Linked DNA regions of Homo sapiens: all the other regions are linked to region 1. Evidence: chromatin loops called from intact Hi-C (ENCODE). Cell type or tissue: IMR-90. All regions are shown on one strand. Region 1 overlaps ATG10 (autophagy related 10). Region 2 overlaps ATG10 (autophagy related 10). Region 3 overlaps ATG10 (autophagy related 10). Region 4 overlaps ATG10 (autophagy related 10).

Region 1 (5,000 bases):
ATTACACAGAAGAATTAATCAATAATAAAAAATTACATAATGAAACAACCTTTATAGTCTTATATAGATGTTACAGGCACATATATATGATAAAGTGCTAGGTCACTGATAGAAATTTTAAGTAGAGAGTTTGTTTATTATGAACTGAAATGATTCTAGAAAGATTTGAGAATGAGAGAGAGAGGCTTGATACTATCTTAGAATATTTGGTAGATGAGGAAGGAAATGAGGGAGTATTCGAGATAGGGGGATGAACCCAGAGGTGAGGAAACACTAGTCATCCTGTGACTAGAGAGCAAACCAGAACAAGAATATAAAATGCATGTGAAGCCAGCCTTCTAAAAGTAAGGATTGCATACCTTTGGAAATAACCAGCAGTCGGCCAGGGTGTGACAAGGCAAAGGATGACCATGGGTCGACAGAATATGAGAATAGTAGAACCTTTGTTGTTGTGTTTGCTGCTATGTATTTAGGGCTTAGAATAGTCCGGGGCATGGTAGGTGCTTAATGAAGCCCCCACTCTTTTCTGTGATTAGGGGCAGTCTGATAGATGATAATGCTGGAAAAGTAGTTTGTGCCAGCCTGCAGGGAAAACAAGTAGAGGGCCATGCAATTGAAACTTTATTATATAGGTTTAGGATTTTTACCTAGAGGTCACAAATACCCAGGCTTCAGGGTTTATTTAAACCACATGCAACATGGGCAAAAGCCTGTATACATTATGCATTATTCTGAGGTCCATAGCTCTCATTGCATATTGAAAGGGATCCAGGCCCCCAAAAGGTTCAGCTTTACCTAAGAAGCAAGGGAGTAGTTAGAAATAATTTTGAGCAAGGGAGTGGCATAAAATTAGTAGTTGGGACTATGAATCGGGTATTTGCATGCAGGGGGAAGGAGAGAATAGAGGCTCTAAAACAAAGGAAAGCAGGTGGGAGGTTCTGGCAGGCTGGAGGGAAAGAGATGCTTGTGAAAGCCCACTGTGGAAGTGATTGTCTTCAAGGAGATAGAGTGAAAGGAGGGTGTTTAAAGGAAAGCTGTGCTGGAGGAATACTGACAAAATGCTTATGGAGAAGGTGGGGGAATGGAGGCCAGTGAAAGTAGATTCAGTTTCTAAAGAAATCCATCAGTCAACATTTATTCAAGCCTCTTAAATCTTCACCACTTTGGTGTAAGACTTTGAAGTAAGGATGATATTCCTGTCACAAGGGGAAGTTAGACCTTCCTTGAAATGCCTGATTTAAAAGATTGGGGTGTCTGCCTCCCATGTATTAAAAATAAGGACATCTATGTATTATAAACTACAAACTTACATGAATGCTGAAATTAAATTAGTTTCTTTCAAAATTGTCTGATTTCAAATTTCCAATTAAATTCATGGAAGCTGACATTTCTTCAATATTTTTGGTGCTCCTGTTCTGCAGGTATTTAGTTGACCAATAGGATAATTGAGTCCTTGCACCCTTTTAATGTCACACACTCCCAAGTGAAGAAATTTCAAATTTTATGGGTATTTCAGAAATAAGAGTCTCTCACTGTGTCAGTGCAAAGTAGTTTGGGTTGATCATATTTAATGAAAGAATATTAGACTCCTGAAAAATAACTTATGCCAGCACTGACTGTGTGGTCAAAAAATCTTATACCTATCCCTCAGGTAATACAAATATTTGGGGACCATAACATTAGGGGAATGCACATATTTGCTTTCGATCATTTAAGTCAGTAGAGAAAATGAACCTCCTGGGTTCTAAATTAACCCCACCCAGCTGTTTGCAGATCATCACATCTGGAAAGCAGGTCAAGAGGAAAGGAGATGCTCTCTGGAAAGGTAAAAGCATTTTGCTTTCCAAGCAGATTCCAAGTCCATCTAGCTGCTGCTTTGTAGGCAAGCCACGAATGGTCTCAAAATCAAAATGGCCTTGACCTCATTATGTGACAGAGAATGTGGTTGTAACAGGGCTACTGGCTATGGCCTCTGCTGCCTTAACCGATGCCAAAGCCCTTTACAGACAGCCTGGTGCCTTCCTTGCCGATTTCCACAATGGCAGGTACATTAAGGAGTGTCTCTGTGCCTACCGGGTGATGGATGGCTCTCTGGCGGTCTCTGGTGGTCAACATTATAAATGCTTCTAGAGGGAACGGGAATACTTGACTCCATTAGAGCAAATGCAAAAACAAACATTTGGAGAATTATGCTAACATTCTCTAGTGTGAACCTAAGTCTGATACTAACTTCTAGCTATGACTCAGATGGATCACTATGGTATATTGTTTATATGTAATATAGAGTAGCATCTTAGAGTGAGTTATACGTATTTAACTTCTTTAGTGGAAGAAGGTGAAGAATTCATCCCTTTAAAGTCAATTCATATTTATTCTTACTTTCTCTCTCTCTCTGTCTGTCTCTCCCCCAAATTCACATTTCTTTACTGGTTTTTATAACAGGCAGTTTCCAAGATGTGACTGTGTGTGTATTTGTGGGCATATTTAAGTAAGTGTGTTAACTTTTTGATTGCCAGCTCTCTGTAGATCTGAACATCAAACCTTTTAATTACCACAGTTATAAATGCCCATATTAGCAGCTTGCTTTCTTGTACCAATGAGTGAATTGGAGATAGGTAGTTGTTACGTTAAAGAGAGCTGGTGAATATGCTTCAACACATACATTTCCACACTGCATCTTACTAGGTACATGAGGGTTCTTTTTACTTCTTTTTTTTTTCTTTCTAATTCTTGGTAGACTATGTATAGTCAGTGAAATAAACATCACCCATTACTCAGTTCAGTCTTCCCTGAAGTATTAGTATTTCAAACAATCCTATTACCAAAAGATTATTTTGATACTTTATTAAAAGTCCTACAGCTCTAGCATTGCTATACTCAAACACAGATTTATGCAATTAGGATTATAATGGAAGCTTTATTACAATGATATATAACTTGTATCATCCTAATAAAAGTTTCTGTACATAGCAATACTTTAATAACATTGTTTCTGTAACAGTGATTCCTTAGTAATGGAGCTTCTCTTATAGCAACTTCATTATTAGGAAATGATTTCAGTAATAGAAATGCAAATAAAGATTTTGAAGGGAGCATTTTATGCATAGCACTATTACAGGCCTGCTATCTTTTCATGCATTACATCTAATCATTATAAACTTATGACGCAGATTATAATTATGCTTATTACTATCCTATTACACTTTAGAATTTGTATCCTTTCAAATTATTGAAATTAACTGCCATTTTAAAATTCAAGGGTTAAAATAATTTAAATTTTAATTAAATTTTGTTTCTAAAGCATTAAAAATGTTTCACAAAATCTTCTCTAATTTGTATTGTATTAGAGATTATGTGAACCAATGGCATTCAACCTGGAGTATGTGTACCCTTGGCGGTTGATGAAGACTTCCCAAAGATACATGGGCATGAGAGTTTTAAAGGAATTAATTTTCAGATCTTCTATTCCTATATGCCCCCTCTTGTAAAATCCATCTGCTTGAGAAGGCACCTGTGGTTGAGATTTTCCTTGTTCCCCTCCCCTTTTTTACTTTCTTCCAGTGTACAAAAGAAAGACATCTGACATCCGACATCCATCCCTTACCATGACATATTGCTTAGCCAGGGCACTGAAAAAGGAGAAATTTGACAACCCCTTTATTTAAGGTATCCCCAGGTCCCAATTCACACACATATATATATATTTTAAAATTTTATTTTATTATTATTTTTTTGAGATAGGATCTATCTGTCATCCAGGCTGGAGTGCAGTGGTGCGATCTTGGCTTACTGCAACCTCCACCTCCCAGATTCAAGCGATTCTCCTGCCTCAGCCTCCCATGTAACTGGGACTACAGGCGCCTGCCACCATAACTAGCTAATTTTTGTATTTTTAGTAGAGACGGGGTTTCACCAAGGTTGGCAAGGATGGTCTCGAACTCCCAACCTCAGGTGATCCGCCTGCCTCGGCCTCCCAAAGTGCTGAGATTACAGACATGAGCCACCACTCCTGGCCCCAATTCATGTTTTTAAGTCAGGATATATAGGGTAGTGGTTAAGTACTTGGGCTGTTGTGTCAGAGGTCTGTGCATAGATCCAGGTTCTTCAGTTTGCTAGCTCTGTGACCTGGATTAGTCATTTATGCTTACTCTATCTTAGTTTCTACATCTATAAAATGGGGATTATAATAATAGGTTATTGTGGGGATTAAATTGATTCATACACATATGAATAAAAGCATGTACTATATAAAAAGTATGTATGGGCTGGGTGCAGTGGCTTATGCCTGTAATCCCAGCACTTTGAGATACCAAGGTAGGTGGATTGCTTGAGTCCAGGAGTTCAAGACCAGCCTGGGCAATATAGAGAAACCCCACCTCTGCAAAAAATACAAAAATTAGCTGGGCATGGATGGCATGAACCTGTAGTCCCAGCTACTCGGGAAGCTGAGGTGGGAGGATCGCTTGAGCCTGAGAGGTCAGGGCTGCAGTAAGGAGCCATGACTGTACCACTGCACTGCAGCCTGGGCAACAGAGTGGGACCATCTCAAAAAAAAAAAAAAGTATGTATGTACTATTAAAAGTATGTATCAATACTATATAATGCCATTAACTCATGATTTCCAAAAATATTTTACTTTATATATTTGCTTATCAAATTTTATAATATATTTATGTTGTTTTGATCAATTGAATACTAGCAATGATTATGACAACTCAATCAGACATCTAAGTTAACATAGAACAAAATGGCCACAGGAAATTTTAAAACATAAACTCCTTTGTCTCTCTATTTTTTTGGTTATGAGAAGATGATCAATAAAAAGCTTTTAAGCATAAAATATACATTAGGATGAAGTTCTTTGAGAGGAGCACAATAGAGATATGAATTCAAGGAGAAATATATAAAATGTCCAATTGTATTGCATATATTTTTTAAGTGAATGATGATGGATGTTTATTTTCAATTGAATGCATTTAAGATAATGATGTAATATTAAT
Region 2 (5,000 bases), 60 kb before region 1:
ACACACAAAAATCAACCAGTAAAAAATGATCAGGTGAGAAGTGAGATGACTATCATCATCTCTGCTTACAAAACTCTGTTCAAGTTGACATTAATATTTGCCATCTACTCTATTATAAATCAAGATTTATTGTAGAAATATACCAAAGATAGCACAATAATGAAGAAAACAGAATCATCTCAGGTTTTGAAATATACCTAACAAATTCAACCTCTTGCAAAATAACTTTCTTATTCAAAATGGAACTGGGAATTGTTCAGCACACAATGAATCATCTTTTGGCAAGTACAATAGAATCTTTAGGGACATTTCACAGCCTCTTGTTCAATTGTTAGGATGTTTTTAGCTTTCACAGGTAGGGAAGAAGGTAGCTTATATAGCCATCATCTTGTTGCTAAAATTGTACAGTAAAGATTTTTCAGGCAATAGATCTTTTCAGATTTTTTTTTCCTTTTTCTTTATCCAGAGCCTCTTTGTGTCTCAAAAACAATCTGGAATTACTTAATGCTAATGTTTTCTGGTTTTACTATTTACCCAGGACTCAAATGTTAAACATTAATATGGGAAACTCCCTTTTCCTTGCCTCATAGCCTTATATTTATTTAACTGTTATTTTGTGAGAAGAAAATCTCCTCTTTTCCTCTCCATGTTAGTACTTTTCTTATTAAGAAACCCGTTTTCGTTTTGTTTTTGCTTTTTTTTAGGAGGCTTTCGAGCTACCCTTGGATGATTGTGAAGTGATTGAAACTGCAGCAGCGTCCGAAGTGATTAAATATGAGTATCATGTCTTATATTCCTGTAGCTACCAAGTGCCTGTACTTTACTTTAGGGCAAGCTTTTTAGGTAAGAACATGTCTGAAGCTAAAAGTAAATTTATAACATTTACATATAAAGCAAAAAGCATATTTGGAAAATTATTCTCCAGAGGAAAAAAAATAGAGTTAAAAATGAGAAAACTGTGGGTGAGGTAAGGTTTTACCACTAAATTTTCTCATGCTTCAGAAAGGGTATCAAGACTTCAGCGTGAATGATATCATCTCAGCCTTAAGTCTGATCTTCAGATTCTTGGCCTTTTGCCTGAAGTTGACTAAGCCCCCTGGCCCTTTTTCTTTTCTTTACTTTAAACAAGTAGGAACAACTTAAAGCTACAATGTTTATTTACTTCTAACTTTACAGTAAAAATTTATTTTAATCTCAGATGATCCAATTAACTCAGAAGCTCCTGTGCCTCCTTCCCCAAAAGCTAATAATTATTTTAAGAAATGTTTATCAATTAGCTTAAGCTGTATTTAAAAATAGCACTAACATTTCCTTCAGCCATCTATACATCTCCAATGCCTTAGCTTCCTGTGATGCTGTTACTCAACTCATTCCCCTGCCAAGAAGGTGGAATACCCTGTCTCCTTGGAGGCCTTAGCTAATAAAGCTTATTTAATCAGCAGCCACATGGCGTCCTCACTCTGCAGCACAGCCATGGCTTCCCGCTTAGAGTCCACTGCCTAAACCGGGTCAGCATTGGGATGTGCTGCCACCCAGGCCCAGGGACCAAGATGAGCCTCCTGTTCAGCCAACCCCTTGCCCTATTTCTCCTTTTGTATCTGGCCTTATCAGCAGCATTGTGCATTTTGAACAGCCTTCTGACTTTTTTCTGGATAGCTAAGACATCTGAATTTAGCCAATGATATTTTATTTTTAATTCAAAAGTAGCTTAAGCTGCTTGAATGTATGTTTGGTAGATTTAATCACTTGCTGTTATATTGTTTAATGGTCTCTAATTTTGCAGTGTTGGCAGTTTAACAAGCACTTAGGATTTAAAACACAAGAAGAAATTCTCATAGACTCCCTGGTGAGAAGATTTTAATCTGAGGTGCAGTTCCTAAGAACTGACAATTTGGGGTAAATTTTCAACATGGGACATGGGGAATGGAGGACACTGATAGTTCACTAATTCACAAACTCTTGCTGTGGATTTATCCATATAATTATTACAAGCCTTTAAAACACTCATTTTATGGTAATTATATTTGGTTTGGAGCCCAGAGGTTAAAGGAAGTTTCTTGTCAGTGAGCTGTGCTATACTAAAAAGTAGGAGATATATTTGTTTATTCAGGGGGAGGAAAATGTCTTTCTTGGTTCTGGTTTGCAATGGCTCTGCCTTCTAGATTCAGAGACAAGTCGAGGCTGCAGGTAGAGGAAATAAGACATTACTTCTTCAATACTGTACTTTCATATAATTAGTATTCACCATAAGCAGTTAATCACCAGAGAAGAGCTCCCAGAGACAAAACAAGTTGTTTAGCTTGTCAGCATTAGGGAATCAGAGGTGTTGAAACATGACTGCTTCTAGCTGGAAGTGGGTCTTGCCAAGGCCTGCTGATGAGCTCATATGTGTGCTTTGCTCTTATGTGCCAACAGCTCCCCTTACAGTACAGCACAGTAATTGTTCCTGCAAGTCCAATTATATTTTAATGACATTGGTGTAGTTTCTGTGATCCTTTCTTCACGATTTTCTATTCTTTTAAAAAAACACAATTAACATTCTTGGCTTCTATTTGTATACTTTTACAATGCCCTCCATTTATGCCTTATAAAGGTAAACCAAAACAAGTCATTTGTTTTTATGTAGAAGCATTCGCCCCCCACCACCACTGCTTTGTGTTGTGTAGAGTGGGTATTAGGAATTTAAAATTTTATTTTGGCCCAGAATTCATTTAGTGCTTGTTCAGGTACATTAAAATATCAAATTTAATTTTTGTGCAGCATACTGAATGTTTTCTGGTGGAGAAACATGAAGAATGGTTCTTTCTTTCCTTTATCATATTCTAATAATTTATTTTTTCTTTCCACCTAACTTAACCTCATGGATATTTTTAAAATGTATCAACCTTTACTCTGGAGTCACAATTTTTCATTTATTCCCCCCCCAGTCTTTTTTATTCTCCTTACTTTTTCCTGTGATATCTGATTACTCTGGCCCTTCATCTGTTTGTTAAACAAATCTCTGTCAGTGTGGTGAAAGGATTCCTAATGTCTTCCTCTTATTCCAGGCCCGGATTTTTCTTTGTCTCATTCTAAGAGAGTTCCGACCTAGAAAGAGGATGACTGTAAAATTTCTTGCCCAGGGGTCTTTTTTTGTTGTTGTTGCTTCAAAAATAGTTCACTTAGCCTTGTTTTTGACAGATATTTATAATTTCTTTTGCATTTGATTGTTAGTACAAATTAATTTCTCTGCTTTGCTCTAAATTTTCTCCCTGTACCTATTTTTTTAAGGAAAAGCAAAACAAGTAATAAATAGTTTCCATTTAAATTTACATTACCCTTTCTTGTATCAACTTGTTTAGATTTCAGAAGAAATCTTTACTCTGGTTCTCGAAATGCAAATCCCTTAGACTTTGAATTCCTTTTCTTTATATGGTCCAGTTTCCACCAGGCCAATTACTAGTAGCCCAAGACTCAGTTAACATGCCATCTATTCTTGTCGCTCCCATGTCATGTCATGTCATATCATATCATATATTCTATTATATCACAATTTGTACTATAGCAGAAATATTTGTTTATATCTATAAAATGATATGCTGGAACATAGAGCTTCAAGATAAAAACAAGAGTGAAGGAAATTGATACTGAGTGCCTACAAAGTGAGAAGCTTTATTTATGGCTTTGTGTGTATACATGTATAAGATATATGTATGTATATATATGGCTTATTCAGCTGTGGCACAGCATCAAGTATTTGTTAAGTGAAACGATAAAGAAGAATTTCTAGTCATTTAAAAAATACAGCCCAAGAATGGAAACATTGTGATGGTGCCTACTTCAACTGCTATGCCAGGTTTTGAAAGAGGAAGTAATTCTGTTGTCTCCAGGAGACCTAAGACCCAAACCATCTATGTATCTTTACTCTTTAGTCTGATACTTTTCAGAGACTATAGGAGTAGTGGACTTAGAAAAATAGAACATCCTGAGGACTCAAAAGTGGGTATCCAAACTAGCTGAAGCAGCTGTTCCACTTCTATAAACACGTATTTTTATTTAATTCTTGAAGGCAGACAGCCAAGTTGAGACAGCATTCTGCTTCTGCCTCTCATTTCTACTACTTTGGTGTACAGGAGCTCAGTTACCAAGTGGGCAACGTGGATTTAAGAGAAGAAATAAGCCCTTCCATCCCAATGTTCTGTTTTTCTCTAACTACTTTTGTCATTGTAGGTTTGGGAGAGGTGGTGGGACACAGTTAATACCCTTTGTCACTCAGGAGAGGGTGAGACATAATTGCACGTCTGTTGAGTAATAATAAATAGCCTACATTGGAATAGTGCCTTATAGTTTAGTAAATCCACTCCCACAAAGCATTGACATCTTCAAGTGCATGCTGTTTTTTTTTTCTTTTTTTCCCACTGTTTTTGAAGCATACCATATTAAAGAATTTTTTGTATCATGCCAAAGCCTTCTATCCATTCCCTACCATTCTTATTCCCTGACCTTTTTATGTCTCATTTTCCCTTTTGAGGGCTCAGCTTTGATCAAAAGCTAGTGGCAAATGTTACAAAGGTGGTAAAACCCTTAGGCACATACATAATGGCCTTTTGCCTTACCAGAGGCCTAGGCTTAAATATTTTCTCCTTACATTTAGCTAGAGATTTCTATATTTATTTCATCTTGAATTCTGATTCATCTCTTTCTTTTCATTTGTTCTCAGTCTCTATTGAAAAATGGACCAAGTGGTTCTTCTTATTTTCAAAACATTTAATTCTTTGGATGACATATGGGTTCTTCTTGGGAGCTGTTTTGACATATTTCTTTAATTAGTCAGCAGGGCTGCATTTGAATAGAGGAGGAATCTTTTCCTCCATTCAGCAAAGGAATGGCTGTCCTTTATGGAGACCATTCTATTATTGGCCCAGGAAAAAAGGGTATAGAATTAAAAATGTAGCCTAAATATTTCATGTGAAAGATTTGTCCACTTGTTGTAGGCCTGAAGGATGCTCATGGAGAAACAG
Region 3 (5,000 bases), 120 kb before region 1:
GTGGCGAACACCTAACAATGTCAGTGTTTGATGTTACCACACACTTGCACATAATGACGTCAACAAAGCGGGAGCCTGGTTAATGGCTTTCTTCTCTACAGAACTTGTTCAGTAATTTGCTGTACTGGTATTGGTTAATAGGGTAAATTGATTACTGTAAGGAATGCAAAAAGCATAGATTTTATTGGATACTACTGTTTCCTTTTTGCAATAAACCACATCGTAAATTTCCTGTGTTCATTCATCATTGGGTTTATATTATGTTAAATGAAAATGAATCACATTTTCTGAATATTTTTTTCCACACTTCAAAATGTCTTTTTAGATATTGTCTGCCAGCTAATTTACAGCTCTGAAACCTTGTTGTATCATTTGGAATAGAGCATTTGATAATTTAAAGTGGAATGAATCATTGTTTGATGAAGAATTGCTGTTAAATCTTTTGGGATGTAAGAATTTCTTTGCTGCAGTCATATATGTAACTGTATATTTCAGTGAGAATGCCCTCTGAACATTAGAGGACATATTCATGAATTGAAATTCCAAAAACAAATCTAATGATTTGACAGCTCTGCTCAAAAACAGAAGCTCAGCATTTTAGAGGTTGCCATTTACTGAATGAGTCAGAGGGAGTCTGGGAATACCCTTCTGTACTCTGACTCTTTTCTCCCCACTCCTTTGTGCCTGGCTGCCATTGTCCTATGGCACCCACCTAACAGAGTGGCACCCAGTCACCAGCCAGGCTTTGATTTTGTCAGTTGCAGAGGCTAACAGTCAAGAATCTCGGCACAAGAATGCCAATAGTAGCTTACTGCAGTGGCTAAACCCTTGTTCTTGTTCACATGGAGATTTCTTAAGGAAAAAATGATTTCCAAGCTATGCAGAATGGACTAAAAATACAATTTTGACTTTCAAATACCTGATTTCAATAACAATTTTTAGTGTCTAAAAATTAAGAATAGAATTAATTTTGTTATACATTGTTTGAAAGTAACTATAATCAAATCAAATATATTGACTATTTTTCCTATTTGGCTTCTTCTGACTAAACTGTTGCATTTAATATTACAAGACTTCATTTTTATGGATAATCAAGAATGTGCATGAAACCTTAATTTCCAGCATAGAGGGTAATTGCTCAGTAATCATTTACTTTCTTTAAAACATAACTGCATTTAACTAAGAAAGTAAGAAAAAGAGCTATTTTTAAAAATGGCATTGAAATGGTGTATAAGATCAAACAGCGTATGAAAAATATACCCACCTTGGTGTTATTTTACCATCTTTTACCTCAGTAACTTAAAGTGGACCTTTCTAGTTCACTTGTTTAGTCACGGGATCATAGCAGCTTGCTCATCTCTAGTGGTATGAAGCCGTATTTGAGAGGTTGGGCAATAGAGCCCTACAGTGTTATGTGATTTGCTCAGTAACAGAGGTAGCTCCAGCATGCACACCTCTGAACTGCATGAATCCACTGCCTTTTCCACTTGCCTGTGGTTTACCATTGTTCTTTGTTTCATTTACCAGGGTGAGATCTCATTTAACATGTTTTAGATTACAGAGGTTTTATAGTAGAGCTAAAAGCATATAAAACAAGAATTTATTAGAAAGGACACCAATCTTTAACAGCCTCTGCTGGTCTCAGGTTAATCTTACTATGGTATCATTTTCTTAACAATGGACTATCATAAGCTATATCATAGCTCTTATACACATTTATGCAAAACAATTAAACTATAGTGTATGAATAAACATTCCCTGACCCCCACCTGATTTTCCTACCCCCTTCTATGAGCAAGCAGATGGCCATTTTAAAGTAAGATAAGTGGAGAAAAATAGAGAAGTAATAAGGGGCAATTTGAGCAGTCAGTGTACTGTGGTATCCGTGGGACCCTTCTCCAACTTCATGTGATAGCATGCAGTATAGAAAAGGTTCTTTCAGCAAGTGTTTAGGAAAATATGTTCCAAAAGATCTGCATAACATTAGTGTAACCAAGTGTTCCTCTCTCTGGCTTCCTGTTTTGGAATTAAATGCCTTCAGGGTACTCAGAATAACTCTGTTTAGGAACACAAGAAGAATTTAACCTCTTATGTTCCTAATCAATTTTAAAAATATATATATAGATTAAATAGAAAGCAAAAAGATCTTATTCTACTTTGCTTCTCAACAGTTTCAGCTAAAAATTAAAACTGTTTATACATAAAGTCGGTGGTTTAGTTAGAAAACAAAGGTATAAACAAGAATTCTGACAGGATTATTATCAGCAAAATTTTAAGATCAGTTTTGTCCCTGTAAACAAATTTCATAGACAAACCTTTTTACATGTAGGATTATTTCCAAAAGAACTCAGTGGAAAGTTTCTACTCTGGGTGTTTGCAGGAGATAAAGGGAGCAGCTAAGCTGAATTGATGTTTACTTCTTTGTGGTGTTATTGTTCAACATTCTTAAGTTGCTTCTGCAAAGCCAGCAGAGGGAGCACCAAACAATATTTTTGTTTACCTTAAAGCTTACAATGTATTTTAAAAATATTTTCTTTCACTTGCATTAAAAAATGTCTACAATGAATAATTTGTTGATTTTACATTTTTACTGTATAGTTTTAACTTCTCTGAAATTAAAAGACTTGAGGGGCTTTATTATGCAATTTAATTCTATAAACATTCAGTAAATGCTTACTGTTTATAAGACTTGATGCGTGATGGAGAGTCAAAGGTGAATACTCCACAGTCTCTATTCTTCAATAATTTATAATTTAGTTGGAGAGAAAGAAATGTAAATATCCTCTGTTTACAATGCAGAAGGATAATAAAGGTAGAATATGGGCTAATTCTTAATAAAAAACAAATAGGGATATTATGGAGAAGGTGACATTTGAATTGGACTTTGAATAAGAGGTTTCCAAAAATGGAAATTCTAGACTGAATGGAGCAGCATGAATGCAGGGTATACTTAGAGCAAGACAATTCTAGGCCTGAGGCTAGATAGAACCTGGTTGATAGAGGGGTTATGTACTGGGAGGTGAGGTCAGAATGCTAAGGTAGAGTTAGATAATGGAGCACCTTGAAATCCGTGCTAAGTGCTTTTGAGTTTATTCTGTTGTCAGAGGAGAGCAAACTGCACACCATTTCGAGGAAACAAATAATGTTTTGATTAAATAATACTTGTTTCAGTGTGAAAGCTTGCCTGGAGAACTGAGAGATTAAAGATTAGACATTTTTATACTAGGTAAGGTCAGACATTATATCATCGTGGATAATAATAAGAGTAATGGTTGTAGTAATACCTTTCATTTGTATTTGCGAGTATACATATATATACACATGCATACATATTTGTGTATCTACAGAGAACCCTAGACACCTATATATATGTGCATATATATACACACAGTATATGCAATAATACTGCTCTTATATAATATTTATGTACATATCATATATGTATATATGTGTATATATGTATGTATAACATGTGTATATATCTCATGTATATGTGTGTGTATATATCCCTCAAGATAATCCTATGATTTGAAGATATATATTGAAAATGTCAAGTAATATGTATATGAGGTCTCATAGCATAGTCAGAGCTGAGGTGGTACTCAAATTCTAGGTTGTTTGAGTCTAAGCCTGATATTCTTTTTATCATGTTATGCTGTTTTTGCATTATATGATGTCAGTGTTGATAGGAAGGATGGAATGTGCATCAGAGACATTACAAAGGTATAAAATATTTAAACACAAGGCAGAAAAAGGAGTTGAAGATAGCTCTCAAATTTTCAGTCTATGTGACTATGTGACCAGGAAGCAGGAATGGTGTTGCCATTGCCTCCATAGATGTAAGGGAAGGAACAGCTAGGGGAGTGGGATGGGAAACAGGCATAGGGGGGAAGATAATTCCATTTTGGCATGTCAGATTTGAGATCCTGAAGGCAATCTTATAGAAATATGTAGCACATACTTTAAATTTTGGATTTGGAGCCGAAGAAAAGTCAGAGCTACAACTTGAGAATCGATGATATATTTCAGAGAAAGTGTATAGACTAAGAAGAGAAATGAAATGAGAGCCTAACCTTGGTGGAAGACTACATATAGGAGGCTAAGGTAAGAAATAAGAGACAGAAGGAGCCTGCACAAACTCTGACAGAGATGAGAGTGGTCAGGGGAATGCCTTGTTCCTCAATCAGCAAATATTTGCATTCTTGCTGTGTGCAAGGCCTTTGCCCAGAGTATAAAAGAGGGTGCCATCGCAGAATCAACTGTTGTAGGGGACAGTATGGGAACTGAGGAGAGGTCATTAGATTTGTTCACTCAGGAGACCAGACTTCCTAAATATGCACAGAGCTTTAGTTGGGCACTAAAATACAAAGTAGACTTCCGCCTCATGACTCAGTTTATGAGAAGTTAAAAGATCCCAGAGAACTCACACCTTGGGCTGAAATCTGTGAACTCTTAACTTTGATATCCAAGAGAGTTGTTTGTGGATCAAACTTATTTTTTAGTTTCCAAAAGCTGTATAATGCTCTTGTAAGCCTGATTTCTTGTCTTTATTACTTTTTATTTGATTTTTTATGAGAGAAAAAAATCACTATTTTTTATAATGATATATGTTCACTATAAAAAATTCAAATGCAAAAGAGGGATTAAAAAGTTACCCCTCAAATAACCACAATACATTAGATAACCAGAAATAGAATTTTCTTCCCTTTCTAATTCTTCGCTCCTTCCCTTCCTTCTTTCCCCCCATTGATCTGCTGATCATACTATGCCTGTTATTTTATTTTTTAATATATATATATATTTTTATTATACTTTTAAGTTCTAGGGTACATGTGCACAATGTGCAGGTTTGTTACATATGTATACATGTGCCATGTTGGTGTGCTGCACCCATTAACTCGTCATTTACATTAGGTATATCTCCTAATGCTATCCCCCATCCCCCCACCCCACAATGGGCCCTGGTGTGTGATGTTCCCCTTCCTGTGTCCAAATGTTCT
Region 4 (5,000 bases), 52 kb before region 1:
GAAACACAAGATAGGTCTGAAATTCACTATAACAAGTAGAATATGTTAAGGACCATAAGAGAGGTAAAAGGCACCAGGGCTTGGAGAGCTATGACTACCTTGAGCTGTGGTGATCAAGAGAGGCCTTGGCTGGACATGGGATTTGTCCATGAGTGATAGGGGAAAGGGTGAGCCAGGCTTGGGAAGAAAATCATGAAAGGGAAAATTCCAGATACTCATAGGTTAGGCAGTGTTGATGGGGACCACTAGTAATAGTAGCAACAAGAACAATACAACTAATATGCATGTATAACTTTACACTTTACAAAGAACTCCTGTGCACAGAAACACATATAATGTAGTGGTGAAAAGCGCATGGTCTAGAGTCAGAAAACTTTAGTTCTGATTCCTAGCTCTGCTGCTTACTAACCTTATGACCTTGGGCAAGTTATTGAACTTTGCCATTTCTTTTCTTTCATCATCTGAAAAAAAAATTGAGTTAGCAATAATACTGATTTCAGAGTTTCGAGGATCCTGAGCTTATATTGGAAATGGTGCTTGACACTTAGTGCCTTTCAATCATGCTAGCCAAATTATATATCTAGATCTTCACAATAAAATTAGAAGGTAGTAACTATTATTACCCTCATGTGAAGACAAAAACTGCTCAGAGGGGTTAAATTATTTATTCAAGGGTACATAGAAAACTGTAGAGTTGGGACTTAAACTCTATAGCCCATTTTTCACTACATGACACTTTCATTCAAATAACTGAAATTTAAGAACCATATAGGTTAAATTAATTAATTGATGTTATATGCAAGCAAAAGAAAGTTGCCATAGTTCATATTTTTGGAATTTCATTTAGATTTCTTGAGCCCAATAAAGATACAAAGTCCTAAAATGCTTATAGGAATAAATAAAAGTTACAGAATTAGCCAGTATAGTAGCTGAAATGAATGTACGTGAACAATTGCACTCATTTCATATCACAATATAATTTTCTCACTGAAGCAAAAATGAATTTTCCCCTTTGGTGGAGCTTCATCTCTGCCTTACTGTGGAGTATGACATGAATTTTTATATCTTTCAAAGCTATGTTGAAGACAATATATTGAATAATGACATTTTTTGTTGTGAAAAATCTACTCTTTCCTTTTTATTTCTAATGGCCACATTCAGAACATTATTCTTAAACTTACTCTGAATTATTTGTACTCTCTCTAGTCTTCATTTTAGGAGTTAAAAAATGTTAGTGAAACCGTGCACAATAAGGATAAAGGTGACTCCAGCGTGCTTGCACTAGAGTTAGATAGTGCTGGTGAAATATCTCATGCTGTTATTGGCTCATGAAAACTAATAGCCCTGAGAAATTTAATTTAGAAAGCTGCACATTTTGAGTAATATATAGATTACTTGACATGTGGGTTATTATTCAATTGAGAGATTTTATATGAAAATGTCAAATTAAATGCTACTGGCAGTTGCTAAAGATTGTACTTTTTAATTATTCTATTTTTCACCTAATGTCTCTTCTTCTTTTGTCATTGACACTTTAGATTACTGACAGAACATTCCATTAGCTTAAATGTGTATTATCATTCCAAGTGATACAGGCACATAGTAGGCACTCAATAAACACTTGTTATATAAATGACCTCAATTTACCATGCTCACTATGTAGGTTACTACTGAAATTATTTTGGCTTCTACTTCTTTTTCAAGTATTCAAGAGATTTTACTGAGCTACACAGCCTCAATGTGACTAATGAAATTTCTAAGCATGTTAAAATTGGTGCGATTGAGTATCTTGGATCTGAAACGAAGGAGTTGTTGATTGAGTATGCTTATGTCTCCTCTGACTGAGGCCAGATGTAAAAAAATAGACTCTCTTAACATGGTTTAAAGTTTCTCATTGAAGATACTTTGAATTGAACATGCAGGCACATAATAATGTGTTTTATGTACTTAACCAAGTATTTATGTCCGTGTTTTAAGTTTTGAGTCTTCAGTTTTCATAAATAAGTGGATATGTACAACATTCTTCAGGTTTCTACTTTGTTTATATGATGCAGTTCTTTATACATATATAAATATCCCAGTTTGTTTCAGTGGGATTTCTCAAGTATCCATTTTGCTTTTGAAATAATTAGTCACGATCATATTTGAATGCATTTTAGATATTAATAATGTATGCCACGATTTTGAAGATATTGCTGATTAAGTTAGATCTTTTGTTTTTGTATGAAAGATCTCAAAAACTAACTTTTGTGTGTCTTTGATGATGAAGGTGTGAACTGTGACTAGGCAAACCAGTGACGAAGGCTTAGGGAACAGAAACCACATCATACCTCATTAAGTCATTGTTGTCATAGAGACAAAGCTATATTTACCCAGACCTTTTACAGTGTAAGTGGTCAGCAGAAACTGGAGAGATTTGCAGAGACACAGAGGAAAAGCAAAATTATATACTTTTGCCAACCATACTCTGATTACTCAACATATTTTGGGAACTGCTGGTTTTGAAACTTCTTCCAGTCCTTGTGGCTAGAAGTTGGAAGATGGTTACTTATTAAAGGTGAATTTGTTTGGCGACAACAAAATCATTTGGAAGCAAATATATGGAATAAAATAAGTATAATTTTTTTTCCTTTGATTTAAACCTATTTGGGACTAGTAAGTAATTAGTTACTTGTCTGGCTCTGAAGGCAGTTCAAAAGTTCAAAGGCAGTTCCATTGACAGAATTACAGCATTGTTGGAATAAATATTGGTTGAATTTGCTGAATAATCAGGTAACCTCCCTAGGTGACTGTTTTGAGGAACAGTGGTCTTTTGAATATTTAAGACCTGATATGCTTGTTTTAAAAACATGTAGTCCCACCAGGCCTAGCATGCCACCAGCAGGGGGTGCCAAACACAGAACTTCAATAGGTGCTAAAGAGACTGCAGTGGCCCTTGAGATAGCCGTTATGGGCCTAGAAGAAGCAGATATTTTAACAATGGTATTATAATTGCTTGTTGACCTTCCTCAGTTTTTTTAAGGGGGTTAGATTTTGGAAGTTGGAGACCATGGTTTGGAGAGGGTATTCATGGAGGTCACGACTGTCTAAGCCATCTCAACCAGTTGCATCATTGTGGATGTATAACAGACTTGCACTGTTATATTACCAATTTTTCCATTGGTTTCCTCATTTGAAGAGTCTACTTTTCAAACAAAGCTCTGGTTACAACAATCAAAAGCAAGCAAGTTGGTTTAGAAAGTTGGGGTGAGAAGAAAATAGTGCTTATTCTGAAGAAAAAGAAATAAAGCTTTGCCAGGCCTCATTGGGATTGCAGCTAAAGGACTCCACTGAGGTAAATACTTTCCTGGCCTCTTGTCTCTGCCCTTCCCTATATAGCCACATTTTTGTAAAGATGGAGTCTCACTTTGTTGCCCAGGCTGGTCTCAAACTCCTGGCTTCAAATAATCCTCCCACCTGGGTCTCCCAAAGTGCTGAGATTACAGGCGTGAGCCACTGTGCCCAGCTGTTGTTGTTGTTTAAGGTGATGAAAATGTTCTAAAATTGATTGAGGTGATGATTGCACAACTCTACGAATATAACTGAATTGTACACTTCACATGGGTGAATTGTATGTACGTGAATTATATCTTGATAAAGTTATGTGTGTTTTTTTTTAGTCATTGGCTTTAAGTGACGAATGTTAGTGATATGCATGTAGTGCTAGTGATCCCCTACCCAGCCCTGGTGGTCTTTCCACTGGTTGGCACCTCTCCCTGGAACGCTGTGCCTCCCAGTGTTTGCACACAAGTTACTTTCTCACTAAAGTCTAAAATTGCAAACCCACCTCTGGCTGGCACTTCTTAGCCTGCTTTACTTTTCGTTTTCACCATAGTATGTATCACCTCCTAAGATAATATACAGTTTACTTGTTTATTGTGTTTATTGTTTATTTTCACACACACACACGCACACACACACACACACACACCCCAAGGCATAATGTAACCTCCATGAAAACAAGGATGATTGTTTTGCTCACTGATGTATCACAAAGGCTTGGAACAGATGCCTGGCATATAGTAGGTGCCCAATTATATAAAACATCTACTTCTAAAATTAACTTCTATCCAAACCATTTACTCCATACTTACATTGTTGCCTGAAATACTTTAAGGAATAAAATTAAAATCATTACTGATTACCAGATATGAAACCCAGCATTCTTCTCTAGGTCTGAAAAGCTTTATGGTAATAGAAATAAAGTTAAGGAAGGCATTTTTTCATCATTTATCATTTGCTCAGTAAATATTTGTAAAGCATTTGCAGTGCCTCTGCCCTCAGAGGCAGCGTGGACCAGCAGGAAGAGCATTGGTGAGTCCTGAGATCTGGATTCAGACTTCAGTTCAGTCATGAACCGGCTGCATACTTTTGGCAGATACATATTTCGTAAGACCTTGGCTGCCCTATTTATAAAATTAGTGGTTATACTAGCTCTAACATTTTATTATCCTACTACAGGTATTTGTTTACTTCTAACTTTGACGTGTAAAAATTATTTTAAAAGCATGTCGTTCTGTAATTTGATTAGTTTACTATTTGACACTAAAGTTCTTAAGATCTTATTTGCCTCTTCCCACACCAATACACACACACACGCATGCGCACACAGACACACGCACACACATACACATATGCATGCATGGCATTTGCATATTTCAAAGATGCATAGTGCTTAAGAGCAGAGTTTGGCCCTACTCTGTAAATGTGTTCAGAAAACAATATAACACAGATACTGAAGGCAGCTTGTTTTTAACTTGTAGCTAAACATGACATTCAAATGTTAATTGGATGAATAAATCTTGTTCATTTTACAGACATGGAAATGTCAATGGAATAAAACTATTTATCACAAGATAATGGTCTCCTGCCGCTAGATAAATGCCAAGATGAAGATACTTATTGAAAATGTATCAAAATATTCTATTGCTATTTATTGAAAATAAAGGTTGAGGAAAAGT

Evidence for each region. Peaks named below come from ENCODE experiments on the same cell type or tissue, not always from the same donor. Only the 100,000 strongest peaks of a DNase experiment are listed, where the experiment ranks them.
Region 2: a loop joins it to region 1, with 3 times the contacts of the local background. A loop is called at or near these places in 29 of 110 quality-filtered maps.
Region 3: a loop joins it to region 1, with 12 times the contacts of the local background. A loop is called at or near these places in 18 of 110 quality-filtered maps.
Region 4: a loop joins it to region 1, with 7 times the contacts of the local background. A loop is called at or near these places in 29 of 110 quality-filtered maps.

What each region holds. Positions count from the first base shown.
Region 1 is chr5:82,223,661-82,228,660 of GRCh38, forward strand. All of the region lies in intron 5 of ATG10 (autophagy related 10), which reads left to right. Among named protein-coding and RNA genes, the nearest start is that of RPS23, 52 kb to the right of the region's middle. In IMR-90, a CTCF peak has its summit at 2,107; a DNase peak (open chromatin) is centred at 2,181; H3K27ac peaks cover 152 bases.
Region 2 is chr5:82,163,695-82,168,694 of GRCh38, forward strand. It overlaps ATG10 (autophagy related 10), which reads left to right. Exons shown (of 8, transcript NM_031482.5): 4 at 705-843. Among named protein-coding and RNA genes, the nearest start is that of RPS23, 110 kb to the right of the region's middle. In IMR-90, a CTCF peak has its summit at 2,413; DNase peaks (open chromatin) are centred at 1,057, 1,377 and 2,387; H3K27ac peaks cover 340 bases.
Region 3 is chr5:82,105,011-82,110,010 of GRCh38, forward strand. All of the region lies in intron 3 of ATG10 (autophagy related 10), which reads left to right. Among named protein-coding and RNA genes, the nearest start is that of ATG10, 140 kb to the left of the region's middle. In IMR-90, a CTCF peak has its summit at 2,460 (motif pointing right); no DNase peak of the experiment used is centred here.
Region 4 is chr5:82,171,939-82,176,938 of GRCh38, forward strand. The region is part of intron 4 of ATG10 (autophagy related 10); the gene reads left to right. Among named protein-coding and RNA genes, the nearest start is that of RPS23, 100 kb to the right of the region's middle. In IMR-90, a CTCF peak has its summit at 2,881 (motif pointing right); a DNase peak (open chromatin) is centred at 2,353.